Linked DNA regions of Mus musculus: region 1 is linked to region 2. Evidence: chromatin loops called from intact Hi-C (ENCODE). Cell type or tissue: heart. All regions are shown on one strand. Each heading gives the region's core, and the rest is flanking DNA. Links, peaks and the distances in the headings are about the cores only. Region 1 holds the start of Sgo1 (shugoshin 1). Region 2 overlaps Efhb (EF hand domain family, member B).

Evidence for each region. Peaks named below come from ENCODE experiments on the same cell type or tissue, not always from the same donor. Only the 100,000 strongest peaks of a DNase experiment are listed, where the experiment ranks them.
Region 1: a loop joins it to region 2, with 2.8 times the contacts of the local background. A loop is called at or near these places in 3 of 42 quality-filtered maps.

The regions. Positions count from the first base shown.
Region 1 is chr17:53,685,023-53,700,157 of GRCm38, forward strand. Sgo1 (shugoshin 1) reads right to left here and starts at 4,293. Exons shown (of 9, transcript NM_028232.2): 1 at 4,189-4,293; 2 at 2,968-3,098; 3 at 2,689-2,836; 4 at 2,062-2,258. The coding sequence starts at 2,830. It also overlaps the pseudogene Gm31532. In heart, for the core only: a CTCF peak has its summit at 4,707; a DNase peak (open chromatin) is centred at 4,449; H3K4me3 peaks cover 2,420 bases; H3K27ac peaks cover 2,608 bases.
Region 2 is chr17:53,396,885-53,412,187 of GRCm38, forward strand. It overlaps Efhb (EF hand domain family, member B), which reads right to left. Exons shown (of 13, transcript NM_172497.3): 11 at 4,551-4,763; 12 at 3,862-4,043; 13 at 2,005-2,235. The coding sequence ends at 2,062. It also overlaps the pseudogene Gm51426. Among named protein-coding and RNA genes, the nearest start is that of Efhb, 59 kb to the right of the region's middle. In heart, for the core only: a CTCF peak has its summit at 6,244 (motif pointing right); no DNase peak of the experiment used is centred there; H3K4me3 peaks cover 378 bases.

The sequences.
Region 1 (15,135 bases), core at 1-8,000, 290 kb after region 2:
CTCTACAAGGTTAAGAAACAAGGGCAAGCCAAATGGCAGCACACAAGTTTTGGTGATCTTGACACAGCAACAGAGCACATGGTTTAAATGAGATAGGGTTTTACTATACAGACCTGGCCAGCCTAAAATTAAACTCCCTATGTAGACCAGGCTGGGGTGGGCCCTTACAGAGATCTGAATGCCTGTTTCTCCAGCGCAGGTATTAAAGCTATGAACACCATGCTTGGTCCCCTTTTTTTAATTTCCCCATTTTTCTTTTTGAAGTTCTGTTGTGAGGGAGAAACAAAGAAAAAAAAAAAAAAACCAAACAGATGAAAACCTGACCAAGAGTGGTTTCACCTTGAAGGCCAGAGTTTCTACAGACACTACACCTCTTAACTATAATATAAATATATCACATATAAAATATAAAGATTTACTATAAAACATAGGAACTACTAGAAAATGGTAGTACAAAAGAAACATGCTTTTAAAACTTCTCTTCTTTGTGTATACATTTTTAAAACATTATTTACTTATTTGGGGGGAGGCACGAGGAAGCATGCATAGAGATCAGAGGACAGCTTCTTTTGGTGGGGGGAGAGGGTCAGTTCTCTTTCCAGCACGGCGAGTCCCAATGACTGGACTCAGCTCATCAGGATTGTATCAACCGGCGGCAAACCCAATGATGTCTTTGGCTCCAAATCTTCACTTTTCTTCCACAATTACTTTTGCAGTGCTGAGGACGAATGAACTCAGGACCTTGTACATTCTAAACAAGTATTCCACTTCTGAGCTACAGACTCAGCCCAAGAAAACCTTACACTAAAATATCTCAACCTGCGCATGGCAGCACTTAGATGGCTGAGGCAGGAAGACTTTGGGGCCAGTCTGGTCTACACAGTGAGCTTGAGACCAGCCTGGTCGACATATTGAGATCTTGTCAGAAACAAACAAAGAAACAACGCTAAGCTCTCTACTACTGAAAAACCAACCTTGCGCACTGAAGTACAGGTACAGGATGGCTCACAAGTGATCACATGCATGTGTGACAGAGAAACAAGCAAAGCACCTGATATTAAATGCTAAGTACATATCAGCAACTAACTAGTAACAATACACTTAACGGAAAGTCATCAATAGATGGCATCGAAGGCGCGAGAATAATAGAATTTTTCCCCCTACTGTTTTGAGGCTTATGTCATTAAGTAGTCACTGAACACTGGTTCTTCTAATTTCAGCAAAAACTCTGCGAAGTAGGGGCTGGAGGTATGTATGGCTCAGCAGTTAAGAGTGTGAACAGCTCTTTGGGAGAACCCAAGTCTGGTTTCCAGCACCTATTTCAAGTGGCTCAAAATGCCTGTAACTCCACTCCGATGAGGATCCAATGTCTCTGGCTTCCATGTGCACACACACTCACATACATATACTTGCACATACTCACATACATATATTCACACCACTCACACACACACACACACACACACACACACACACACACACACACAATTAAAAAGGAATTGTTTAAAAACTGGAAAACCATGGGGGAGATTCAGAAACCATTAGGTTTACACTGTACTAACTGAAAAAGGAGGAAAAAAGATTAAGTGTTGAAGGAAAACAATCTTTAAAAAGTAATTGAAATCTTAGAGAAAAGTCATGAAATCATATGTAGGCTTCAAAAATCTCTTCTAGAGATGAGGTCTCATTGTGCAGTTCAGGTTGACCCATAACTTGGGTCTTTCTGAGTTAGCATATTGAGTTCTGGCATCACAAAATCGCAGGTATACATGACACTCAGGAAGAAATAGCACCTTCTAGAAAGACAACTGTCTTCGATAACGTCAATATACACATTATATGTGAGGGCACATATATGTATGTTACTTATTTCTATATAACACCTAATGTTATCCTCTGAACTACACACAGACACACACACAGAGTAAATGGATATAATGAAGTATTTTTTTAAAAAGTGACTCTCCGAAGAATACTTAAGAATATTTTCCATATCTAAATCTATATAAAGCTGAACTGCATATGGCAAAACTACACAGAAAAGTTTTGTACTGAATATACCTGAGTAGTTTCTTCACTTTGTCGGGAAGTTAGCTTCTCTTTCAATGCATACAGCTGACAAGTAAGGTAGTAGCATTCTTTTCTCAGTTGCAGGATGACATCCTGTGCTTCTCTCACTTTGGATTTCTCATTTTCCAAAGCCAAGACTAACAACCTGTTGTTATCTTGGTAATATCTCAGTAGTGTAGCAGTGTTAGCTATAAGATAAAATTTTCAGTTAGTAAGCCTCAACCTAGAAGGTGAAGCAGAGGCTAGAGATATCTCTCAATGGCTAGGAGTGCTTGCTAAGAAACCAATGAGGCCCACAGGTCAAATCCCCTAAAGAGCCAGGTGTGGTCCTGCACACTGGTGACTCTATCTGCTGTGGCAGGACGGAGGGAAGGTAAGGTGTTAAAGGTGTGTGGAGACAGGAGGATCTCTGGGGCTTGACTGGCTGCCACAATAGTTCCTTGTTCAGTGAGAGACCCTTTGCAGGGGAACAGGGCAGAGATTAATAGCAGGACTCCAGAACTTCTACTACAGCAACACCCCACTGTGCTCCACACACAAAGAAACACACACAACACACACAAATGCCACACTTTCAAAGTAAGAATGCTGGAAGAAGACAACACAAAATTCTCTTACTGGGTACTTGGCCCGGTGCAACAATAAAGGACTTGCGTTTCCCAATCCCCGCCAAATTTTTATTCCTTTTTTCTTTCATTCGATTCTTAATGTCTTCAAGGGTATCTTGAAAGGACCTTTTCTGACACCTTTCCTTAGCCATCTTTGTCTTTGAATTAAAAACAAAACAAAAAAAAAAAAAACCAATGAACACTTCTCAGATATTTTTTAAACATAAAATTTAAGAAACATAGGCTGTTCATCAAGAAGGGATTACAAAAGACTAAATTGTAAACTTACTTCAAAAAAAGCAATATTTTGATTTTCTGCTTAGAAATATTAAGTCAGGTGTTGTAGAATAATCCAAGCTACTAAAAAGGCTAAGGCAGGTGGGTCATAGATTTATGCTTGGGCTACATAGTGAAATTCATCTAAAACAAAACAAGAAGAAAAAAGATGTTAGAATCAAGCCATCATAAGAAAAAAAATCCCATAAAATGTCATTCATGCTTTTGCTATAACCTTATCTTCTACTATTTCATAGGAAAGTATTAAATAACTCCAGAAAGTATCAATTATTCATCTTATAGTAAATATTCATTGGAGGCGTACAACATTCTAGGCTCTATGGGAACTTATTATTTTGGGACAGGATATTGCTGTTACCCAGTCTGGTTTTGAACTTAAGAGCTCTCATGTCCTTCCTACCTCAGCCTCCTGAGTAGCTGGGACCACAAATGTATGAGCCATAAGCAGACTTACTTTTCTTACAATGTTTATAGCCAACCTTTAGTGTTTAGGATTACAGTATTAGTTCAGAAGCAATTTATATGTATATCTGGGTTTCTGTTTGGCAGCTTTTCTCTAGTAATTTTGGGGCTGAGAAAACATGTATTCATGTTAATAACAGTAGCGTGCTTCAAGCAAAATAAACTTCCTGGTCTCAAAATTGTAAACTGTTGCCAACCACAATGTGTGCATATAATTGTCACCACAAGAACTATCTTGATTCATCTCCTTTTAGTTAAGTGTTTTCTTGAATCTCTTCTTGAGTATTCTCACCAGGACGTATTTTCCTCCACGCATAATGAAGCCTTAAATTGGTACTGTATATCTTATCTAACCCTTTATTTTTACCAATGTGTATATACGATAGATTGGAGAGGGGAGTTCAACAGAATAAATGCAACGACTTCTTATAAGAATGGGTGGGTCACCATCAAGTTTTAAAAGTTTGCACCGGAGACATCTGAGTGACACACAGAATGAATAACTGATAGAGTTAAAGTTAATTACAGTTTGTTCGCGTGCGCGAGCACAGTGGGATGGAAATCGGGCCTTGTGCGTGCTAGACAGTGCAAGTCGGCGAGAACACCCCTTCCTCCGGCCCCTATCTAAAAAGTTTTTGCTACTTTGATTGAGCAAAAGCCCTGTCGATTTCGGGGTGCTCGCTTTCGCGAGCGGAACGCGTCGTCCGGTCGGAGAGATACCTCCAGTCCCGCCGCCCGTACCGCTCCGTACCTCGGCCACTCAGGTCCGGACGAGCAGATGCAACCTCCCGCTCCGCCGCGCTCCGCAGCTACCGCCGCCACATTCGAAATTCTGCGTTACGCGTATCCATTGGCTGGCCGGACACCATCACGTGACACTCCGGCCCGCCCTTCTCCGTAGACGCAGCGCCCGGCCCCGGGGAATGGCATCACGTGGCGCGCCTGCGCACGCGCAGCTGTGGCTGGGGTGGGGTAGAGGGGGTGGAGTCAGGCTGGAATTGAGGCCTTGGCTCGGCGTCCGCCTTCCCACAGCCTAGAGATCTAGCGACTTTGAGACTGGGTCTTGTCTGGGTGCGTCCCTGACTTCCGGTTAGACCTGGGGTGTTGACGCAGGCCTGAGAGCCCAGCTCTCAGAAGGCTGAGGCAGGAGAATGACGAGTTCGAGTTGAAGCCTGAGTTGGAGCACGAAAGATCCAAACAGATCCTGGCGTGGCTTGTCAGGGCGCCCAAGGCCGCGCAGCTCTTGTGCTCCGGGGCGCGCCCGTGTGGCAAACGTCCATCCAGCACGTTTAGCGCAGGCTCAGCGAAAGGACTGATGTGAGAGACTGGGCTCTCCAGGTTCAGCCCGCTGGCGAGATCTGCGGGTGGGCCTGGCTGATTCAAGAAGAAACGCCAAGTGACAGCCCGATCCTGTCCTGTGCATTTACGGAAGAGATTTACAACCGGCTGCGCTCACCTCAGAAGTCATTGTAGTGCAGCAGCCGTGACTGAATTAGAAGGTCATCTTGTGGGATCCGTTTTTTAAAGTGCTTTCCCGGGAACAATCTAAACTTCTTTATCAGTTCCTGATAATAGTCAAGGAATTGGGTTTAGTCATGCTGAGAAAAGTTCGGCACGCTTACACATCAGGCAGCGTTACTGGGTAGTTCTGAAGGCACACAAAGAAAATGGGAAGGGGAAGGTGGCAGCAGGGAGCCCTACCACAAGACATTTGGAGCCTCCACAGTTGAGTGATTGCTTCATAAGTCATATCCTTGGCAGATGTCTTGTGCCATAAGGTAGATAGATATACGTAGCCAATATAACAAGTTATATTTTACTATGCTGGTCATCACACAAGGTTCACACTCTTAATTTCTTACCTAGGGTCCTAAGATTATCGTTCCACGGCTGCTCATTTATGGCTCTCTTCTTTGTTTTCTGTTTGTTTTTGTTTTTGAGACAGGGTCTTCTTGTAGCCCAGGATGACCTCTAACTCCTTACGCTGTAGAGAAGTCTCTCTGTGTACCTTTGACTGTCTTGGAACTCACTATATATTTGAGGTTGGCCTCAAATGCAAACAGATCCACCTGCTTCTGTCTCTTGAATGCTAGATTAAATGTGTGTACCACCATGTCCATCTCCTAAAAAAGTTTGGTTTTGGTCTGTTTATTTGGCATTCAAAAAACAAAACAAAGCAAAACAAAACAACGGGTTAAGGCAGGTTTTTTACACAGCCTAAGCAGACTTCAAATTCGTGATATTTCTGCGATGACCAGGAACACACAGAGATATGCTAGTCTTGGCCTCCCAAGTGCTGACATTAAAAAAAATTTTTTAAAAAAGATTCCTTTGGAAATGTGGATATGATCCAGATATCAAAAGCTTTTGCTGCTCTTGCAGAGGACCTGAGTTCAGTTCTGAGCACCCATGTCAGGCAGCTCACAACCACCTCTGACTTCAGCTCCAGATTTGATGCCCTCTTCATGGGCACCTGTGTACAGCATGTGGCATACGTGATCAAAGAGAACACATACATATATACAAAAATAAGAATTAAAAAACCCTTTGAAAGATTCTTTAATACTTACCATGTCATGTGCTGTGTATTAATTTGAATAGCATACAAATGTTAGAAACTTGGTGACCAAAAGTTTTAAGGAATTTGTCAGAACCAAAATGCAGCAAACTATCACATCATTTTGGTACCCACTTATATTGGCTTAGTCTTTTCCTTTGTTGAGCAGTCCCAAGCTGTGGAGAACCTATATAAGTGTACAGTAGACAGACAGGCTGGGGAAAGTCCTACTTTTTAGATTGCTTGTAGCTTTCATCTGCATGTTTTAGAAATGTATCTTAACCACTTGAAATAACTTATTAAACCTCAGAATCCTTGCTGTATACTTCTATTTTAGAGGGTTGAATTTCTCAGCCTAGTGCCAAGAATGTAAGTATTTAATTGAATTTACTGCCTGTGGCAGTTTGGATATGCTTGGGCTATGGGAAATGGCACTATGAGGAGGCCTTGTTGGAGGGAGTGTGTCACTCTTTAGGCAGGCTTTGAGGGCTCCCAGGCTTAATTGAATGCTGCTGAAACAGTCTCTTTCTTTCTGTCTTCAGATCAAAATGTAGACCTCTCATCTCCTCCTAAACCATGTCTATCTGCAGGCTGCCATGCTTCCTGCCATGATGATAATGAACTGAACCCCTGAAACTGTAAGCCAGCTCCAATTAAATGCTGTCCTTTATAAGAGTTGCCTTGGTCATGGTGTCTCTTCACCATAGAAACCCTAACTAAGATGCTGGCCGTGCTGGCGTTTTGTTTGTTTGTTTTTGAGACAGCGTCTCATTATGTAGCTTTGGCTGGCTTGGACATAGGTATGTGGATCAGACTGACCTAGAACTCATACAACCTACTGTCTTTGCCTCCTAAGTGTGTGTTTAAGGTATGAGCCACTACACTGCATTCCTATTTTGGCATATTAAATCTCCCCTGTAGGCTCATGGGTTTGAACACTTTATCTCTACATGGTAACGCTGTTTCGGGTGGTTGTAAAACCTTAGGCTATGAGACACAGCTGGAGGAGGTGGGAGGGTTGGGGATGACTGCTTTGGGCCTAGGCTCTCTCTGCTCTGCTCAGTGGCATGTACAAGCATTTACTGCACACTCCCACTGCCACACATCTAGTCTGTCATCCTGCCTTTCCTGCCATGATGGACTTACAACTCCTGAACCATCTCTCCTCCCTTAAGTTGCTTCTGTCATGTATTTCATCACAGCAACATAAACACATGTAACGTAAGCGCATGCTCTGCTCTGTGCCAGGGCGTTCTATGTATTGCTTTATTTATTTTTTATCTTTTTTTTTTTTCCAGAGCTGAGGACCGAACCCAGGGCCTTGCGCTTGCTAGGCAAGTGCTCTACCTCTGAGCTAAATCCCCAACCCCTTATTTATTTTTTTAAATCATAATAAGTCTATGGTGTTTATTGTTAAAAACTGTGTACTTACTCAACATGATATAGAGATATTCATACACAAATAGGTGTATTTGTGTGTTTCTTTAACTTGGATGAGTGTTTGCTTGCATGTGTGCATGCACATTATGTCTACTACCTGTGGAGTCAGGAGAAAACAGCAACCTCTGGGAACTGGACTTACAGATGTGGGTGCTAGAAAACTGAACTGAAGTTCTTTGCAAGACAACAAGTGCTCTTTACTGCTGATCCTTCACTCTAGACTCAGTAGATTTTTTTAAAATTTGGTATATATATATTTTTTTTTTTCCCGGAGAGATAGGGACAGATATACAGATAGACAGAGACAGAGATAGGAGTTGGGAGGATGAAGATGTAGGGAGGGTCTGGGAGGACTTGGGGGAGAGGAAACCATGATTAGATTATGTTGGATGAAAAAATTGTTTTAATGAAAAGAAAAAGAAAAGGTATACTCTAAAAATGGTGTTTAGGCTTGTTTTGGTTAACAATGCAGATAATTGGTAATCTAAAGATCTGCTTTTTTTTTTTTTTTTAATTTACTTTGCAGTTGCATTTTTTTTTTTTTTCCAAGACAGGGTTTCTCTATGTAGGCTGTCCTGGAACTCATGCTGTAGACCAGGCTGGCCTGGGGCTGCATTTTTATATAACACACAATATGAGCTTATCATTTTCATCTCCTCTATTGCTTTCTTTTCTCTCCCTGCCTCCTTGATTTTATACTTTTCCAATCCTTGAATAGTCAGTTTTTTTACTTTGATGTCCCCTGTACCACTCTAAATTCTACATAGGAGTAAAAACCCATACAATATTGTCTTTTAGAGTGTGTCATATTTCTCTTAGCATGGTGGTGTCCAGTTCCATCTGTTTTCCTGCAGTGATATCACTTTGTTCTTTGTAGTTGAATAAATCTCTGTTGTTTCTGTTTGATCTACTCACCTACTGATGGACATTGAGCTAGATCCATATCTTGGCCTTTTCGGCATCTAATAGATGATCATGTGATTTTTTTCCTAGTTTGCTTATATGGTGGCTTACGTTAATGAATTTTTGTATATTGAACCATCTCTACATCCCTGAGATGAAACCTACTTGATCATGGTGCATGATGTTTTGCTGTGTTCTTAGATTTAGTTTGAGAGTATTTTACTGAGTATTTTTGCATCACTGTTCATAAAGGAAATTGGTCCAGATTATAGGTGTGTAAGGCTACACCTGTCTCAGTCATTATTTTGATTACAATGTTTCTGTGTAAATGATATTTATATATGTATTTTTATATTCATAGTTTTGTATTTCCTAAGTCTTTTATGTTTTTCAGTAAGAAAAGAGGTTGTATCTTTTAGGAACTCATACTCCTTTTGTTCTTAATTCCTTTGTGCTGACCTATTCATTTGGTTTGTTTCTTGCCTAGAAAATTCCTTGGTTTCTATGATGTGGATTTTCTGGTGTTTTTCTTCTCTCTCTCTCTCTCTCTCTCTCTCTCTCTCTCTCTCTCTCTCTCTCTCTTTCTCTCTCTCTCTTTCTTCCTTTCTTTGAGACAGGGTCTCTATTATGTATCCCCGACTGACCTGTAACTCTGTAATCCAGACTGGCTTCAAGCTCACTGAGATCCACTTGCTTCAGTCTCCTAAGGGCTCGGAAAAAGGAATACACCACCCATACAAGGCTAGTGATGAATTTTTAAGATATTATTTGACTCTTGGTTTTGAAGGAAATAATCATTTGGTGTGGAATTACAGACTGGCAGATTTTTCTCAGTTGTTGGAATCTGTTTCCTTGTTTGGCCTGGCAGGCATCCCTGTCTCAACCTCTCTTGTTCCTCTCTTCAGAATGTGGCTCCTCCTTGTGGCTGCTTGAAAGATTTTCTCTTTCTTAGATTTTAAGCCATTTGACTGTGATGGATCTATTTCTCTCTTTAAGGATCCTCTCTAAGATCACTCACATCATTTGTGTTAGTCTATTGGAACCCACCAGCAGCCTACGAATGCTCCTTTAATCTGTGCTTTGTTTCATTCTTCTATTTTTCCTTCTTTGAAGGAAATATTTTTCTAAATGCAGATGACCTGAACTCACAAAGATCATGGTGCATGTGTGGAGACCAGACTACTTTCAGGGTTAGTTCTCTTTCTACTGGCAAGCCATCTTTTCTTTCTTTTTCACTCTAATCCAGGCTGTCCTCCCAACTTGTCCTCCAATCCTTCTGCCTCATTCTGAGCATCTCAACATTTTGGATATTATAAACTCCATACTGGCAAGCCATCTTTTCTTCCTTTTGGAGACAGGATCTCACTCTAACCCAGCCTGACCTCCAACTTGTGGCAATCCTTCTGCCTCATTCTGAGCATTGAGGTTACAGATACTAGCCACCATGTCAAATTTTCTTCCTTTCTCATCTTTCCGTTCTTCCCCCTTTCTCTCACTTTTAGAAGTCCCCCCCCCCATTTTCTGAGATTTAGTCAGTCACTAAAGACAAGAAGCTAGAAGTTACAAAGAATTTATTCTTATGTGTTTTTGTGAATGTAACATATGTGCAGGTACCTGGGGAGTTTGAAGAGAGCACATTGGATCCCCCGGAGCTGGAGTTATTGGCAGTTGTGAACCACCTGACAGGTCACTAAGTGTTCTTAACCAGTGATCCATCTCTCCAGCCCATTATCATCTTCTGACTTAAGAACTTTGTTTTTTCTGCATCAACTCATCAACATGTGGAGACCTAACAGTACATTGCCTAGGATCGTGTTTGGTGAGATGGGCTAGACCCTGATCCACAGTGACTATTACTGCCCCCTTGGTTTTCTGGACACAGTGGCCTCACTCTTGCAACCCACCTGCCTTATACTACCAAGTTACTACTCCTTTTAAAAACCAGAATAGTCACATGTATCTGCCATATTACAGAAGTATATAAAGCCAAAGTGCTTGCTTACCATCTTCCTGCTTAAGCTAGTATGTGAATTCAAGCTGTCACATGGAATATTAGAAAGTTGAACTACTTCCCCCACATAGTTTTAAACCTATAGTAGCACTACTTACACATACATACACTTTCGCTATTTTAAGAAAGGTGCTGAACTACATTCTAATAGTTTATCCAGTTGCCACATTAAATGCCAATGTGCCACTTTGCTGGTGACAATTGCTCAGTTTGCAGAATGTCTACCTAGAATGCATAAGACCCATAAACAGGGCATGATGGTACCTGCTAACAGGAGGACTTGGAATTTCAAGACACTCTGAGCTACACAAAGAGTTCAAGGCCAGCTCAGGCTAAATGAAGCTTATCTCAAAGCCAAACCAAACCAAACCAAACCTCCCCACTTAATAATTACTGACTTACCTGTTACAGATCAAAGTAAAAGATCCACAAGTTAGGATAAAAGAAGAATGAAAATAGAAATTTGTGCAGACTGCAGGAGCATAATTTGCATAGCACAGGGTCACATTTTGCAACCAACCCCGGACCTCAACTAGCATTCATTCTATTATGTTAATGAGGCAAGACTACAGTTTATCTCACACCAGGTTAGGCTTTCTGTCAAATCATACCAGTTGGACAGACTTCAGCCTTTTAAGCCTAGATTCTTATTTGCTAAACAAAGAGTTTTTCTGAAATGAGGCAGAAACAGGAAGATCTCAAGTTTAGGTCAGCCTGGGCTACATATTGAAACTCTATTTCAAAATTAATCAAAAAAAAATGTTGTGTCTGGCCAGCAGATCACAGGTTTGTATGAAGTGAGCTGTAATTGCGCTTTCAAAAGATGATTACTCTTATAATTATCTTAATTAATAATATATGGGTGAGTAGAAAATCTTAAATTTGCAATCAAACTGCAAGCTGCAGTCAATGTAACAATGGCAGTCTTAACCATAATTTTTAAGTTTCTTGTGTAACGTTAGGATAATATCTACAACCTTAGGAAAGCAAAACCCAAGTTTAAAACAATTTATCATCTTTAAAATCAATATTAGAAGCATTACTATCATATTATGAAGTTTGGCTGCCAGTTAATACCTATGAATACCTATTAAAGCAAGCTTTAATGCTTTAATAAAGAGGCATTGCTTTAAATCTTATCTTAAATTTTACTATTTAGGATAGGAACCACATTAATTATTATCTAAACTAGAAATATCTTTAGAGACCCAGCCTCTGGGCCTGCCTTATGCCACGTGTCAGAAGGACTCTAAACTTGAGTTATCAAATTTAACACTAACCATCTGTAGCAATGTAACAATTATTAATCTTAACCAACAACTTATGAGCTGAATGTGAAAACATGCAGAGCACATTATCAATAAAAAGGAACCAAATGAAGCAGTTACATTTAGACCATTCAGAGAATATTAATTTTTGTAGCTACAATCATAGAATAAAAGGCACTTTACCATTTGTCAAACACATTAGTCACGAACCATTTATCAGCTTTTTTACACCGAAACTAAGAGGCTGTGCATTTGCCCTTTTCTCCTAAAACAAACAGTTTTTCTAGCAGGGGCCCTCCTGCCATGTGTCTGATTCCTGGCTGAAGCACGTGGCAGCTCTCAGCTTTGCAGATAAAGTTTTTTATACCATCTTTATTATCCAACATAAAACATAGAACATTCATTCATACAGACTGGACACGAACATACATGAATTGAACACGAGAACAGATTGGTGCACCAGACATTAGACAAGACACAAAAGGGGACACAGTACTACTTCTGCTATAAGGCCCAGAGAGAACAAAGCATGGCACTCCTGAAATTTCTCTCTGCTTTTTGGGACATTTTCCTCCCTCATGATGCAATCCGCCTGATTATTAATTTCCTTTTAATAAACCCTTTCTTTTCTCACACCTAAAAATGTAGCTTCGGAGAGCCACGGCCTACCACCTGTTATAGTTCCCAGCTCCTCTTAAGCTTCACTGCTGAACCTAAGTGAATTAGCTCTCGGGTTTAACGCTGTTTCAGCTTAGCCCATACCAACCTTCTCCGGTATGAATTTCCTTTATCCTTTAATTATTTTCTTCTTCTATGGAGCTCCAAACCAGCAGTGCCTCTTCCAAAAATCCTTTGCCATTTCTCAGTCTTGCGTTGGTTCACCAAATGTTGTGTCTGGCCAGCAGATCACAGGTTTGGGTTCTAGCCTGGAAAGGCATTTTGGAAACCTGGAAGAGAAGAGGGGATGGGCTGCGCGAGATAAGGAAGGAACCAAGACAAAGGTCTCTGCTCAAGGTTCAATTTTTACTATTGCGGCACTCAATAGTAGAAGGGGGAGGGGCCCGATTCCCGCCAAATAATCTTGAGGTCCAGTAGCAGGGTGTATGGCTACAAACAGCAAAGCGGCAGGTTCCAGCAGTGGGCGTGGCAGAACAATTGAGCGGGAAGCTCCACCCCTGAGCAAGCAGGTTTCAGGCTGGGGGAGGGGAGACTACAAAAAGAAAGACAAAAATAAGTTAAAAGTTGAAGAAACAGAATTGAACACATTAGCAACAAAATTCTGATTCCAAGTATAGCACTGTCAGAGGCCTAAATATTCTTTGATTGTAGACAGGGGTTCACTGTGTGTAGCCTGACTGTCCTGGAACTCACAGGTCTCTGCTTCTTGAGTGCTGGCACACCACCCCCACCTGACAGAATATTCTTATTTTAAAGTGTGTGGTACACGTGCATGTATGCCACAGCATGCATGTTGAAGTCAAGGGCAGCTTTGGGGATCAGGTTCTCTCCTTCCACCATATGGGGTCTAGCTCAAACAGGTCATCAAGTGTCTCTTCACACTGAACCATCTCACTGCCCCCACCAAATTTTGCTTTTAGAGCTGGTATATTAAAGTAGGAATTTTAATTTTCAGGGGCAGAGTATTCAGATACCAATGCCACCTGAGATATGTTGTGAATCACAATGCTGTACAAAAAACCACTGCTTGTTCTTAAACATATGATAATTCTAAAATCTTGGGGAAAACAAAACAAAAAATCCAAACCCCTTCTAACAGCATCTTTTAATCTGTCTGGACCAGATTTAGACTTCAGGACATTAATGAAGCAAAATGTTGCAAATATCCCAGGTTTATCTCAACTATGATCATACCATACTGCCATCTCTTACTGAAGACTTCAGTTAATAACTGTCGAGTTTAACGTGGCTGCTTATTTCCCCAATATGAATTTTTATAGAACTTACTGTTTAATTGCACATTACAGAAATCTAGGATGGACACTTAACAGTGGAATTTTATCATCCATATCCTAAATACATTTGAGTTTTAATTTTCACCAGTAAAATATAATATATATACATATATATACACACATACTTTGTTCATTTATTCATCCATTATTATTTATTGATTGATTGTGTGTGCATATACCTGTATATGAAGGTCAGAGGACAACTCCTAGGAGATAATTCTTTTCACCATATAGGACCCAAGAATGGAACTCAAGATTAGCAGGCCTGGTAGCAGCTGCCTTTACCTAATTTTCTTATCAGCCCCCAAGTGTTTTGTCCTTTAAGGATTTCTAATTTTTATGTGTATGTGGTCCTGTGCACACAAGTACAGAGGCCAAGGGGAATTGTGTGCTAACCTACATGATGCTAGTAATTGAATTCAGGTCCTCTGCTAGAAGACCACATTATTGCTTGTTATTGCTGGGTTACCTCTCAAAAGCCCACCAAAGATTTTGTTGTTGTTGTTGTTGTTGTTTGTTAATTACTTGGTGCTGGGAAGATGTTTCAGTGTTTAGGAATACTTGGTGCTCCCCTAGAGAGTTAGAGTTCAGTTCCCAGCATCCATTTGGGTGGCTCATGGCAAACTAACTTCTGCTCTAGGGAATCCAATGCTCTCTTCTGGACTCTACAGACACCCATCCTCCTCATGTGCACATACACATAATTTAAACATTAAAAAACCCCTTTATCTGAATATTTAAAAAAATTGCTGAATAGATGTTAAGAAACAGTAAAAACCATTCTTTGAAACAGTTTCATAAAAATTTAATTTAGTAATTATTTTTCATGACCTGTAGTTTTTGTTTTTTTGTTTTTTTTTGTTTTTTTTTAGTTAAGTGTTTTAAAGTCTACTGGTTAACACTGAGATTTGAATTAGGTCGTTTCCCAGTTAAAAATCCTATCTGTACAGTGTTGAGCTTACATATTCTAGAAATATTTACATGTCATACTTTGTGTTTAGCATTGAAACAGAATTAGTAAGTTGCATATGTTAATATGAACTGATGATTAATCTTTTGATCTCTTTCTCTTAAACAACAAAACACTTGTTTAGGAAACGTGCAAGCAGTCTTATGCAGAAATGGAAAAGGGTTTTGCCTGACCAAGGAACACAGTACACGAAACACCAAAGAAAGAAGAAGAGTCCTTTACAGCGAAGCAGTGATCAGTTCAGATGACCCCTATGGCCTCCTGGATGGGCACATCAAAACCACCAGGGGTCTTGGATTCCATGGAAACCTCAGACTAAAAAAGTCCATTATTCCAGCACCGCAAACAATCTCTGTCCCTATAGATGATCTATGTCAGTTTCTCATCTTAGCCACGAATGGACTTTGGCAAGTTTTGGACAAGAAGGAAGTCACTGCACTGGTAATCACCTTGTTTCATGCATATAAAGAAACCCATGTTCCTCGCCCTAAAAGCAAACCCTGGCCACCTATAGGCCTTCTTTCCCCACCAGACAGTAACATCCGAGTGCTGTTCCAGTACCAGCCTGAAAATGAA
Region 2 (15,303 bases), core at 2,866-10,865:
AGGGTATTTACGATGGCATTGTCATCCAGACGACAATTTTGAGGTCCTCAGAATATGTAAATTCTGCTTCCTCTCTGTCCAGCTTCTGCTCTCCTTATGATGGGAAGATCTACTTGCAGCCACGGGCTTTCAGTTCAATTTTTTAGCATTACTTTCTCAACAACCTGATAGTTTTTCCAGTATTAAGGTCCTATGCTCATTATGAGCTGAACCAGGACAGCAACACACATGCTAAGGAAGACTACAAGTCTTGAATCTCACACAAAAATCTATGGGCCACTAAGATGCTCACAGCAGAAGGAAAGTCCTCCCCAGGGAAGAGCACACCAATTGTTTATCCAATACTAGTTAATCACCCTTGAAAACATACATTATACAGACTGAACAGGTTATATTTAAAAATATACATATGTAACAATACCTAATGGGAAAGAGGTCATAAATTGGAAAGACAGTAGGGGAGAAAGGAAAGGGAGAAATAATGTAATTATATTACAATCTGAAAGGCAATTTGAAATAAATAGATGCACTTCTAATGCAGACCTTTGAGGTAGGATTACACATGTCCTTTATCCAGATCTTGAGGCAGGAAGACACACCTTTAACCTAGGCCACACCTTCGGTTGAAAGTCTATGTAAGAAAATGGAAGAAGGAAACCTTTGCTCTTTGCCTGCTCTCCCTTGCATTTCTAGCAAGTCCTTTCCTCTCCTGACAATGCAGCCTAATTCTTCAGGGTTTCAAGCGTACACTGAAATAGATAGCATGAACACTGAAAACTAGCTGAGACATCCTGCCTTGTAGACTGAGCAACTACTAGATTCTTGGACTTTCTGTGCCTAGCCAGTCACTGTTGGATTAGTTGGACTGCAGCCTGTCAGTCATTCCAGTAAGTCCTCTTTCTGTATATATGGATAGATTATAAAAGTTGTTGCTCTAGAGAACTCTGACTTGTACACCAGAATCTTCCCAATTATGGAACTTTCACAGTGAGAACTGTGAGTTGAGGGAGGGGGGGAGGGAGGGAGGGAGGGAGGGAGGGAGGGAGGGAGGGAGGGAGGGAGGAGAGACCAGTACCATTGGCCTGTTTTCTTTGTATTGAGCGATGAAGCACAATATAGACAACTTCCTCTGACACGTGTGGCCAGGTGGTTGGACAGATGAGCAATACACATATACGCAGTTGTGTGACCTGATAAATTCTTAACTCCTGGGGCAGGACTGAAGGTGGTAGATTCTGGTGTTTTACTTGATAGAATGATCTCACCACATCTCATAACAAGCTACCAATTAATCTAGTACTGGAGAGAGAGGCTCACGCCTGACCTCTGTGGCCTGTGAGGGGCAGACTCTAGCACACCACTGTGTACTGTTTGGCTACTACACTTCTGTGGGTTTTCTGTAGTTCTTAAATTTCTCCAAAATATTTTTTCTGTTTTTGTTTTTGAAACAGGGTTTCACTTGGTAGCCTAGGCTTAGCCAGGAAGTTACTTATGTAGCCCAGGGTGGTCTTGAATTAACAGCAATCATTCAGATTGCATCTATAGTCAGGAAGCAGAGAGAGGTGGAAAAATGGTAAGAAAATAGTAAGCTAGTGGCCATTATGCAATTGTTGGGTCTTAAGACTACTTCCTACATCCTGCTTTTTCAATAACCTGCTTCTCTTAGGAGTCCTGGAGACCAAAGGCACCCTAAGAAACCATCTTTTCATATCAGAGCTGAAATACAGTAACAAAGCATTAGAGGCAAAATAGTATGAACTTGGGATCACAAAACAACCAAATCTCAGAGGTGCTAATATGGGTGGTGTCCTCAGGCCTGCCAAACATTACTAACTTTCATCATCATTCTAAGCTCTGACCACTGCGAAGCAGGAGGCTCCTACATCACTCTTCAATTTCTTCAAGGCTTTCGAATTCACAAGAAGATGAAGTCATATCCACAGGCATAGGAGTTAAACCAAAGTAACGACCAAGTTCCAACACACAGCAAAACCAGGACATTTTAGATGAATATAGATTTAATCTGCTTTGCTTAAATGTGTAAGTTCCCAAAAATATCAATCACATGGCCGTTTTACACTTGACGAGGTCTGCATGCAGTAGCTCATCTAGAACGTTCCTGATAGTTTCAACACAAACTTCTCCTCGCTGGTGTTTTTTTGAAGCAAGATTCCACACATTTTCGAATTCTTCCTTAGAAAGCTTGACTCCAATGTTAGTTAATATATCTGAAATCTAGAAACAATGAATTTAAGTCCAGAACAAGATTTATGTTTTTAATTTTGTATTTTAAAAATTAAGTACATAAAATAAAATATATATTTTAAAAAGCTTTTTAACATTTAATATGGCAGTCACTGGTCCTCCACAAAAGTACATGTGTTCACATATGCATATGTGCCCATACATATGAAATTAGTAGATATCAAAGTTGTAGTACTTTTCAGGCATTGTGGGAGTGCATTCCTGTAGCTCCAGCACTTGGGAGGCTAAAGCAGGAATGTTGAAGTTCAAAGCCAGCCTGGGCTACATAGTGAGTTTGAGATAAGCCTGTACTGTAGAGTGAGACCTTTTCTCATTCTTATTTATTTTTATTTTTAAATACAAACAAAGGTACGAAGGTGCTGGCTGCCAAGACCTTAATTTGATTCTCTAATCCCACATAATAGAAGGAGAGAACCAACTCCCTCAAGGTGTCCTCTGACATCCACACATACTCAGGCATACATGAAATACATAGGCACATGTGCACACACACATAAATAAATTATATTTTTTAAAATGTAACTCCCAAAATAAAAATTCAGTAAATGTAAGTGAAGAAAAGCAGGTGGACATCGTCATCTGTGCTTGTCATCACTTGGGAGGCAGAGGCAGAAAGATGCTCTTGAGTTGAAGGCCTACTTGGCCTACATAGTGAGACCCTGTTTGAAGGGGGAAAGAATTATATAATATACTGAGGGAAGAAAAAGAAAAAAAACTTTGAAGCACATTACAACCAAACTAAGTATCATTCATCAAGAATCCTATATTCGGGCTAGAGAGATGGCTCAGTGGTTAAGAGCACTGACTGCTCTTCCAGAGGTCCTGAGTTTAATTCCCAGTAACCACATGGTGGCTCACAACCATATGTAATGGGATCTGATGCCCTCTTCTGGTGTGTCTGAAGACAGCTATCATGTACTCACATACATAAAATAATTAAATAAATCTAAAAATTTAAAAAGATAAGAATCCTATATTCTGAAAAGTCAAAACTGATAGTCATGGCCTGGGGCTGGGGCTAGGGCTGGGGCTTACCTCAAAAAGCTCTTGCCTATCATGCACAAACCCTGGATTTGATCTCCAGCACCACAAGTGCCAGGCACATACCTACACTCAGGAGGTGGAGGTGAGAGGATCAGAAGTTCAAAACCAGCCTCAGCCATGCAGCTGATTCAGAGGCTGGCCTGGACTACACAAGATGATGATAAAAATGATGATGATGATAAATGTTGTGCATCAGATTAGAAGCAATATGTAATCTCTGAACTCAGTAGGAGGAATCAAGAGGATCGTGACTTCAAATTCAGCCCGGGCTACCTAGCAAAGCTCAGTCTCAAAATAAAACAAGTCAATACGACACTAGTCAAGTATGTCTGTTCATGTCTGCAATCCCAATGCTTTGGGAAGCCGAGACAGAAAAGCCACCAAGCCCTGTAGGCCAGTGTGGGCTGGGCTGCACAGTGAGTACCAGGCCAGAGCGGGGTAAGCAGTGGATGCCATCTCGAAAAAACAAAATTAAAAGACAACAGCAACAACCGTGGTCACAAAAATAATAGTGATCATTGCCAAGTCCAAGGTTGGAGGTGATCTCTGTACCTCTTCCTTTGACCTTGTCTTGAAGAAGTCTCTCTCAAATACACCTTTCTGGGAGAAGATGGAGGGGTGCAGCAGAGAGTAAGCATTGCCTTCGTCACCGTAGTTATTCATGTCACTGACTCGACGAATCCGGGGAGCAGAGATGTCAGATCGAATGGTTGGAACACCGAATATGGGGTGACCTAGGTCATCAATGAGGGAGACAAAGACATCCTGAAACCCAGCTGTAGAACAGCAGCCATGAGCCACACTTGGCCACAGACCCCTTGAAATGTAGCTAGCCTAACAATGTGCTTGCATAAAATCCAAACACTGCATAAAAAGAAGAGTGTAGCCAAACACAGCAGTATTCACCTTGGTTCCAAGGAAATGGTGGGCTGAAGGCCAGAGAATAATACTTGAACACAGACATCCAAGTTGAGCTTAGGAAAGCATTCAACATTCTCATCCATGACTGTCTCAGTTTTATTAATATAGAATTGCTTTTGAACTTGGGCCATCGTCAAGAGGTCGGTCAAACTTACCCGTGAGACCTCGGGGTGCTTACAATACACAGTTAAACATAAGGCCTTGAGAAACTCTAGAGTCAGATGCAGAGAGCAACTAGGGACGCTGCAAGAGCACACTAGGAACACTGCCCTTCCAGATGTGCAAATCGATTAACTGGACAAGGGATGAGGCATGCTTACACATGGAGGGGACAGCTCCAACCACAGCGTTGATCTCAGAAGACGTTGTCTTATACTGGTGAGAAACTTTGTCACCTGGTCTCTGGATTGTCCGGAGAGTCTCTTCTGAACTTCCTGGTTCTTTGGGGACAATGTCTTCAGGATTTATCAGGAGACTTGGTTCAGCTTCTCCCATGCTAGTATCAGTAACGTTTTCACAGTCTGGTTTTTTACCTTTAAGAAAAACCCAAAGGAGGAGACAAGAAAGCACAGGAAGATGTCAGTTCTTGGTGCCTGGTGCTCTGTAACAAGCTGGATTATTTGCTTCAGTAGGTAAAGGCACTGGCCACTTGCCACCAAGCCTGACAACCTACATTAGAGCCCTGGGAGCCACATGGTAGAATAAACTGACTCCCTCAAATTATCCTCTGACCTTCACATGCACGCCATGACATGTTCAACCCCATACACGCACACACACTCTAATAACAGCAATAATAGTGATAATGGTAATAATAAATGCAATGGTTTTTAAGGATGGATTTCCTTTGTAGCGTCTTCCTATCGGTGGAAATGAGCACTCACGAAGCACGTTCCCAGAGCCAATACTCCACTGTGGAACAGCAAGCTCAGGCCAATGTCAGATGTGACCCCAATATGGCCTCACATCTCTTTCTGCTGCTCCATTTACTTTCTACCACAGAAATCTTTCCAGTCTGAGAACCAAAACTAGAGAACTCTCTCTTTTTTTTTCTTTCAATGCCACAGTAGAACCCAGAACCTCATGAAAGCTAGATACGTGCTCCACCGCTCAACTGACTCCTCTGTTCTCTCTTTAACTCAAGCTTAACCTCCAGTTAGCTTGAACTACACCGATTTCCCTAAGACTGAGCCCTAGGTGAAGATGAAAGACACAGTTGGAATCAAAATTCCACACATGAGCTGGGGAGATGGCTCAGTAAAGGTACTTGCCACCAAGCCTAATGACATGCTGGAGAGAGAGACTTGGCTGCTGTATGTTGTCCTCTGATCTCCACGGACGTACTGTGACACACATTGTGAGCACACACACACAGAGTAAGTGTTAAAAGAAACTATTTTTTAGATTTGTTTTTATGGGTTTTGGGGTTTGGGGAGCTTTGTAGTTTTGCGGAGGAGGTTGTCACTGGTTTTTGTTTGTTTAGTTGGTTTGTTTGGTTTGGTTTTGTGTCTATGTATGTGTCTGGACATCAGATGTGTGGCTGGTGCTGTCAGAAAACAAAAGAGGCATCAGATCCCCCAGAACTGAAGTTCCAGATGATTGTGAGCCACCATGTGGATGCTGGGAATCCTGGGTCCTCTTCGTGAGCAACACCACCAAACTATCTTTCCAACTGCAGTATGAAAAAGTTAAAAAGATAATCCCACATTTACTCGGATTAGGAAGGCAGAGTATGGCCCATCCAGAGAAGAGATAAGAACATACTGTGAGCTGCCCCGCCTCCACCCCACCTCTCTGCTTCTCTTAGTAACTTCCTACAAATTAGTGAGCACAGAAAAGCCCAGGGCTGTGGGTGGCTCAGCGGAAGCATGTGGTGCAGTTAGCACCTGAGACCAAGCCCACTGCCAAAGGGTGAGACAAATGTGAGGTAGAATTGAAATAGCAGAGTGACTTTGTGAGTCAGTCACTTCAGACTTCCCTTCAACGCGCTAGCTATTCCACAGACACCACTTGAGGGCGCTGTGATGTTTTCACAGCCAGAGAAGAATGCTGGGTAATGCACGCAGGGGTTGTAAATGAGAGCTCCAAGGAACTGTACCCCACGGATCTACAATATGGGGGGCTGCCTTGCCTTGAAAGGTACAGAGCCTCTACCCAGACAGCCCGGTAAAAGAGAGACAAGAAGACAGGCAGACAGACAGACACCTTTAAAGGCAGAAAACTGCACGGTTTGAAAAGTCGTTGGCCATAAAACTGAAAGGTGGTCTTAACTGTACTTTCCTCTGTGAAATCCAGCCGTGAGTCAAAATGTGGCATACAAAAATGAGGGCATGGTGGTACAGACCTATAATCCCAGCACTAGGCGGCTGGGGGGGGGGGGCGGGGACAGGGATGGGGAAGAGGAGGGCAAATTCTAAAACAGACTGGAATAAATAACAACAAACCTTGACTCAAAAACAAAACTATAAAACAAGAAAAAGAAAGGAGGGAGAAGGAGGGAGGGAGGGAAACACACACACACCCAAAAAATCAGAGCCTCTATGAACCAACCAGCCACCACCTTAAATATGTGCCCTAAAATCTAGATAATAAAATCCTCAAGAACTCTACTGATGGCAGAGGAAGAGGAAGCAGGAGGACCATGATGTGCAGTGGCAACCTTGGCTGCTCAACTATCTCCCACCACCCTCCCACTGCCTGCCCCCAAAGAACTCCATTGAAAGCATTGTTCCAGGTGGCAAAGGCCTGTGAGACTAAAGCAGGAGTACTGTGAGTCTAGGGTTAAGTCTGGACAGCAAAGGCAGGCCTTGTCTCAAAGAAAAGGGGGAGAAAGGAGGAAGGGAAAGAGGGGAGGGGAAGGAAAGGAGAGGAGAAAGGGAGGGGAGAGAGAAGGAACGAAGGATGAGAGAAGAGAGGGAAGAAGAGAGGGAGGGAGGGAGGGAGGGAGGGAGGGAGGGAGGGAGGGAGGGAGGGAGGGAGGGAGGGAGGGAGGGAGGGAAGAGAGGAAAGAAGGAAGGATCAAATACCAGGAATAAGTGAATAAATTGGGCCTTATGGAGCATACTGAGGAGCCCTGGCAGGAGGATCCAGCATGGACCACAAAATGCATCTCTGACTCAAAAAACAAAACAAGAGACCAGATGTAAGAGTACATGAACTCAGGAGATGAAAAAAGGAATTGCAATGCAAATAATAATAATGATGATGATAATATAAAAAATAAAGGAACTGCTTGGTTTGAAAACAATCCTCTACTTTCTATTACCATGTGTTGTACCAAGAAATGTGGCTCATATTTATATTCCTAGCACTTGAGGATCAGAGTCAAGAGGGTTGTCACATGTTTGGGGGCCAGCCTGGGCTACAAAGTGAGAATATGTCTTAAATTAAATTAATTTAAATTTAAAAAATAAAAAGGTCAGAGAGATGTGTGAGCCATCAGGTAAAGGTGCTTGTCTCCAGGCCTGACCACAGTTCTATCCCTAGGACCCACATGAGAAAATGAGAGGCAACTACCCAGAGTTGTCCACTGAACCATATACACATGCGCACACATAAAGACAACAAAATTATAATGAAAAACATCAAAAAGGGAAAGAAAAGAAAAAAATGTTGCCCCTCTATTTCTGAGAGGGTGGAAACAACTGTGTTTGGTGAGATATTGGCAAGTGAGAAAATGATCCATAGCATTCTCCATGACTGAAGAGGAAGGTGTCCCGTACAGAAAGGGTCCACTCACCAAGAAAGGCAAAATGGGAGAGGGGGGGTAGTTTTAGCCTTACAGAATGACAGGCCAATCCAAGTGTACTGGCTGGTTTTGTGTAAACTTGACACGAGCTGGAGTTATCACAGAGAAAGAGCTTCAGTTGGGGAAGTGCCTCCATGAGATCCAACTGTAAGGCATTTTCTCAATTAGTGATCAAGGGGGAAAGGTCCCTTGTGGGTGGTGCCATCTCTGGGCTGGTTTGTCTTGAGTTCTATAAGAGACTGAGCAAGCCAGTAATGAACATCCCTCCATGGCTTTTGCATCAGCTCCTGCTTTCTGACCTGCTTGAGTTCCAGTCCTGACTTCCTTTGGTGATGAACAGAGGTATGGAAGTGTAAGCCGAATAAACCCTTTCCTCCCCAACTTGCTTCTTGGTCATGATGTTTGTGCAGGAATAGAGACCCTGACTAAGACACCAATGAATAAAAGTAGAAATAGCAGCATCATTACTTTTAGAGGAGAGACATTCTAGAGGGGAAATTTTAAAATGTCAGTAAGTTTTCTCAAAGTTAATCCCAGCAACCAGGTGTTAAAAATGGAAGCCAAAGCAACATTGTTATTTACCATACAACCTGTAACCTCCAAACTCAGTCTCTAGGGCCTCCTAACCTTAGATGATAAAACTGTACATTTAGGAGGGGGAAAAAAAGCAATCATTTAGAAAAGCAAGGGAAAACAAACCTGTTCCCGAGACATTAGAAACAGAAAGCTTTTGAGGAATGATATTCAGAAAATGACCTATATTGCTTTTAAAATACCTGGAAAGAAGCTAAATTTCAGAGTGAAGGAGGTTTAGGAAATCCGAACCACATAAAGAAATTAGGCAAAACTGAAGATAGACTTGTACAAACCACAAAAGAATCTGCTCACTCCAGAGAAAATTGAAGGCTAAATTTTTGTTTGGTTTTGTTTGTTTGAAGCTAGGGTCTCAGTTAGCCCAGGCTAGCCTTAAACTCACTATGTATCTTACATCCCAAATAGTAGGGATGTAAGTGTATTTCACCCGGCTAGGCTTTGATTTGCTTTTGTGTTTGTTGTGACAGGTTTCCCACGAATCCCTGACTGGCCAGGAATCACCATCCTATCAGACCGGTCTCAAACTTACAGCTATCTTCCTACTTCTGCCTCCCAAGTGCTAAGGTCACAGGCACACGGCACCACACTAGTTCTGAAAACTACATTAAACAATAAAAATGGTTCACTGATAGTTATTTTGAACACAGGTTGGGCAGAACCATGTGGCCTTGGACCTCTTCTACCCGTCTGGTAGCTAAATGGTTAATATAAACTGATGTGATAATATTAAAAGCCTGAGCAAAGGGGCTGGTGAGATGGCTCAGTGGGTAAGAGCACCCGACTGCTCTTCCGAAGGTCCGAAGTTCAAATCCCAGCAACCACATGGTGGCTCACAACCATCCGTAACGAGATCTGACTCCCTCTTCTGGAGTGTCTGAAGACAGCTACAGTGTACTTACATATAATAAATAAATAAATCTGTTAAAAAAAAAAAAAAAAGCCTGAGCAAAGAAACAAAAAGAAACTCCCTCCCTTGGGTCCTGTGGCAGCTGATCACAAAGGCTGTGTATCACTAATGCTGTCCAGGCCAAACCTGCTCTCAGTCAAATGCTGTAGATCTGAGCACTGACTGCAGTATAGCAACAACAGAACCTCTAAGGGACAGGGAAGCTTTGCAGAGCTCCGTCCATGTCTTAGATCAGAGCAAGGGACATGGTTCCGATTACCAATGATAAATCTCTGAATAGATGCTGACACACTTCACCTCTACAAGCCAGCTCAGAGAAATTTAAAAAGTAGCCAAAGCTAAAATAATTGAAGCAAGAAAGAGGATGCTGGAGAGATGTTCAGCAGTTGACAATACTTTTATTGTTCAGAGGATCCAGGTTCAATACCATGGAACCTACATGGAACCTTATAACCAACCATCTGTAACTTCAGTTCCACGGTGACCTCAAGGTCACCAGGCAAGTACATGATGCACATGCACACAGGCAGGCAAAACACTTACACATAAAACAAATCTAAAAAGAATGTTTAAGCAAGAAATAAAAAGTAGCTGGGCGTGGTAGGGTTTGACTATAATCCCAACACTTGAGAGGCCAAGGCAGGAGGATTACTGCTAGTTCAAGATCAAAGCTAGACTGCCCTATATAGTGAAATTCTGCCTTTAAAAAATAACAAAATCTACGGGCTGACTGGAGAGATGGCTCAGTGGTTAAGAGCACTGACTGTTAAGAGCACTGACTGTTCTTCCAAAGGTCCTGAGTTCAATTCCCAGCAACCACATGGTGGCTCACAACCATCTGCAATGTGATCTGATGCCCTTTTCTGGTGTGTCTGAAGACAACTAAAACAAAAACCACAAGAGATTGTAGAGATGTCTCAGGGGTTAAGAGTCTGTAGTCTTACAAAGGATGTGGTTCACTTCCCTTTCTTCCCATTACCACATCAGAAGAGTCATCTGCCTGTAACTCCAATTCCTGAGGTCCCCACACCCTCTTAGGAACTCCAAGAGTGCTTTGAACATACACCTATATGAAGATGTGCACATATACACATAATTTAAAATAAAAGTGAATTTTTAAAAACATCCCAAATTTATCCAAGAAAGAAGAAAGAAGGGACAAGGGGAGGAGGTCAGGGGGACAGGCATAGTCACATATGTGTGCAATTCCAGCACTCAGGAGGTAGCAGCAGAAAAGTCAGGAGGTCTGAGTTGCCACAGCTACATAGAATGTTTGGGACAAACATGGGCTATGAGAAACTTTGCCTCAAAAGACACAGACAGGGCAGAAGGAGGAGGAAAAAAGGCAGAAGAGAGAAGATATGAAAGAAATACTTTCAAATATTTGATGAAAAAAGATTAATTCTCTTCATAAGCCAAGTATGCCAGAGCAGACCTATACTCCACTTCCTCCTATACTCGGGAGGCTGACTTCTATGCCAACAGGAACAGTAGAGAGAGACTGTAACAAAACATAAATAAATAATCAAAAAGTGGGGGAGAATAGATATATACCTCTAATCCATGCACGTGGGAGCCAAAACCAGAAATATCATTAGAAAGTTCATGGGCTAGCCTGTTCTAGAACTGAGTTTCAAACCATCAAGGGCTACATTTAGGAAACCTTATCTCAAAACAAACAAAACAAAACATACCTATATGGTTTTAGTGGTGCAAGAAGATAACATATAAATATGAAAATACTGTAATCTAAAGATCACCAGGCCTATCTTGCCGAAAGCAGTCTATAGATTCAATGCAATCCCCATCAAAATTCCAACTCAATTTTTCATAGAGTTAGAAAGAGCAATTCTCTAATTCATTTGGAATAACAAAAAACCCAGGATAGCAAAAACTATTCTCAACAATAAAAGAACTTCTGGGGGAATCACCATCCCTGACCTCAAGCTGTACTACAGAGCAATAGTGATAAAAACTGCATGGTATTGGTACAGAGCCAGGCAGGGTGATCAATGGAGTAGAACTGAAGATCCAGAAATGAACCCACAAGCCTATGGTCACTTGATCTTTGACAAAGGAGCTAAAACCATCCAGTGAAAAAAATGACAGCATTCTCAATAAATAATACAGGTTCAACTGGCAGTCAACAAGTAGAAGAAGGCAAATTGATCCATTCTTATCTCCCTGTACAAAGTTCAAGTCCAAGTGGATCAAGGACCTCCACATAAAACCAGATACACTGAAACTAACAGAAAAGAAAGTGGGGAAAAGCCTCAGACATGGGCACAGGGGGAAAGTTCCTGAACAGAACACCAATGGCTTATGCTCTAAGATCAACAATCGACAAATGGAACCTCATAAAACTGCAAAGCTTCTGTACCGCAAAGGACATTGTCAATAGGGCAAAATAGCAACCAACAGATTGGGAAAAGATCTTTACCAATGCTGCATCTGATAGAGGGCTAATATCAAATACATACAAAGAACTCAAGAAGATAGATTCCAGAAAACCAAATAACCCTATTAAAAAATGGGGAACAGAGCTAAACAGAGAATTCTCAACTGGGGAAACTGAGGGAAAGGTTGAGAAGCATCTAGAGATTTGTTCAACATCCTTAGTCATCAGGATAATGCAAATCAAAACAACCCTGAGATTCTACCTCACACCAGTCAGAATGGCTAAGATCAAAAACTCAGGTGACAGCAGATGCTGACTAGGATGTGGAGGAAGAGGAACACTCCTCCACTGCTGGTGGGATTGCAAGCTGGTACAACCACTCTGGAAATCAATTTGGCTGTTCCTCAGAAAATTGGACGTAGTACTACCTGAGGACCCAGCAATACCATTCCTGGGCATATACCCAGAAGATGCTCCAACACGTAAAAAGGACACATGCTCTACTATGTTCATAGCAGCCTTATTTATAATAGCTAGAAGCTGGAAAGAACCCAGATGTCCTCAACAGAGGAATGGATACAGAAAATGTGGTACATTTACACAATAGAATACTACTCAGCTATTAAAACCAATGGCTTCATGAAATTCACAGACAAATGGATGGAACTAGAAAATATCCTGAGTGAGGTAACTCAGTCACAAAAGAACACACATGGTATGTACTCACTGATAAGTGGATATTAGTCCAAACGTTCGGAATACCCAAGACTCAATTCACAGAGCATATGAAGCCCAAGAAGAAAAACCAAAGTGTAGATGCTTCAGTCCTTCTTAGAAGGGGGAGTAAAATACTCACAGGAGGAAATATAAAGACAAAGTGTAAAGCAGAGACTAAAGAAAAGCCCATCCAGAGACTGCCCCACCTGGGGATCCATCCCATATACAGTCACCAAACCCGGATTCTATCGTGGATGCCAGGAAGTGCTTACTGATGGGAGCCTGATGTAGCTGTCTCCTGAGAGGCTCTGCCAGTGCCTGACAAATACAGAGGTGGATGCTCACAGCCAACCATTGGACTTAGCGTGGGATCCCCGATGGAGGAGTTGCAGAAGGGACTGAAGGAGCTGAGGAGGTTTGCAACCCCAAGGGGGGAGCAACAGTGTCAACAGGCCAGAAACCTCCCCTCTCAAATTCCCAGGGACTGGACCACCAACTAAAGTGTACATGGGGAGGGACCTATGGCTCCAGCTGTGTATGTCGCAGAGGATGGCCTTGTTGGACATGACTGGGAGGAGCAGCCCTTGGGTCTGAGGGTGTTCTGTGCCCCAGTGTAGGGGAAAGCCAAGGTGGGAAGACAAGTGGGTGGATGTGTTGGGGAGCACCCTCATAGAGGCAGGAGGAGGGGGGATGGGATTGGAGGTTTCTGAAGGGGAGACCTAGGAAAGGGAAAACATTTGAAACGTAAATAAAGAAAATATCCAATAAAAAAAAAAAAATCACAAGGCCTGATAACACAGAACTGTAATCCCAGAAACTCAGGCTGAATCAGGAAGATTACAAATCCTGCCTGAGTTACTTAGTAAATCGAGGCAAGTTAGTGAGACTCTCTCAAAATAAAAAGTAAAAAGGAGAATGGGGATTAACTCAGTGACAGAGTGCTTGCCTACTCTGTAGAAGGCTCTAGATTCAATCCCCAGTACCACAAAAAGATCAAAGTTAAGACTATAATGTTAGCTATGTGGTGGTAGCACATACCTTTAACCCCAGCACTCAAGAAGCAGAGGCAGACAGATCTCTTGTGAGTTCGAGAACAGCCTGGCCTTCACAGCTAGCTCTAGGATAACAAGGCTACACAAAGAAACCCTGTTTTGAAAAAACAAACAAACAAAAGACTATAACATTTTATTTTTGTGGAATTTTGGGTTTTGTGTGACTTGGTTTGGGACATTTTTGAGACACGGTCTCTATATAGCTCAGAACAGCCTCAAACTCATAATCCTCCTGCCTCTTGCTTCCTCAGTGTCGGGAAAACTATGTTGGGAAAACATAACTATGTTCCACCACACTTAATTTTTTATGCGAAAAAATTATTTATTTTTATGTTGTTGTATGTATATTTCTGCATATGTCTATGCATCACATGCATGCCTGATCCCTGTGGATACCAGAAAAGGATGTCAGCTGCCCTAGAACTGGAGTTAGAAAGTTTTAAGCCTATAAGTGCTGGAAATTGAACTCAGCTCTTCTATAAAAGCATCCAGGGTTCTTAAGCACTGAACCATCTCTCCTGCCCCTACATAAAAATTTAAAAATCAAATATTCTTAATTTCTTGTGTTTTCTTAAGATTTCTGTCTTCCTGCCCCACCTGAGGATCCATCCGATAAACAACCACCAAAACCATATACTATTACAGATGCCAACAAGAGCTTGCTGACAGGAGCCTGATATAGCTGTCTCCTGAGAGGCTCTGCCAGTGCCTGACAAATACAGAAGTGGATGCTCACAGCCATCCATTGGATGGAGCAGAGAGTCCCCAATTAAGGAGCTAGAGAAAGTACCCAAGGTGCTGAAGGGGTCTGCAGCCCCATAGGAAGAACAACGATATGAACTAACCAGTACACCCAGAGCTCCCTGGCACTAAACCACCAATCAAAGAAAACCCATAGTGGGACTCATGGCTCTAGCTGTATATGTAGCAAAGGATGGCCTAGTCGGTCATCAATGGGACGAGAGGCCCTTGGTCCTATGAAAGTTCTATGCCCCATTATAAGAGACTGCCAGGGCCAGGAGGCAGGAGTGGATGTGTTGGGGAGTAGCGGGGTGGAAGGATAGGGGATTTGAAATATAAAGAAAATATCTAATTTTTTTTAAAAAGGGAAAAAAATTTATGTCTTCATGGCACACCAGAAGATGGCATCAGATCCCATTACAGATGGTTGTGAGCTACCATGTGGTTGCTGGGAATTGAACTCAGTACCTCTGGAAGAGCAGTCTGTGCTATTAACCACTGATCCATCTCTCCAGCCCCATATTCTTAATTTCTTAAATATAGAGATGTGACTAAGATGGGATTTTTCAAACCCCTTTATGAGGAGCTATTGAGTTTTGAGATTCTAGGTAATTTACTTTGAATTTATAAATTCATAGTCCCAATATCAAATAATACAAGACCAGACATTGCAAAGTAAGCCTCTGGTTGGGAAAGGAGAGGTTAGCGGGAATACGAGGGTGAACAAAAGGGTAATAGGCAATTATCATTAAATACATTATTATCATGTACGGAAAGTCACAATGAAGCTCATTACTGAGTATAACTAACATACCCTAATTTTAAAACTTTTTTATAAAGTTTCCTCTGCAGCCGTCAGGTTCCCCTCTTCATGCCTCCAATGTAGAATGGCTGCAAACAGCAGCATTCCTAGGAA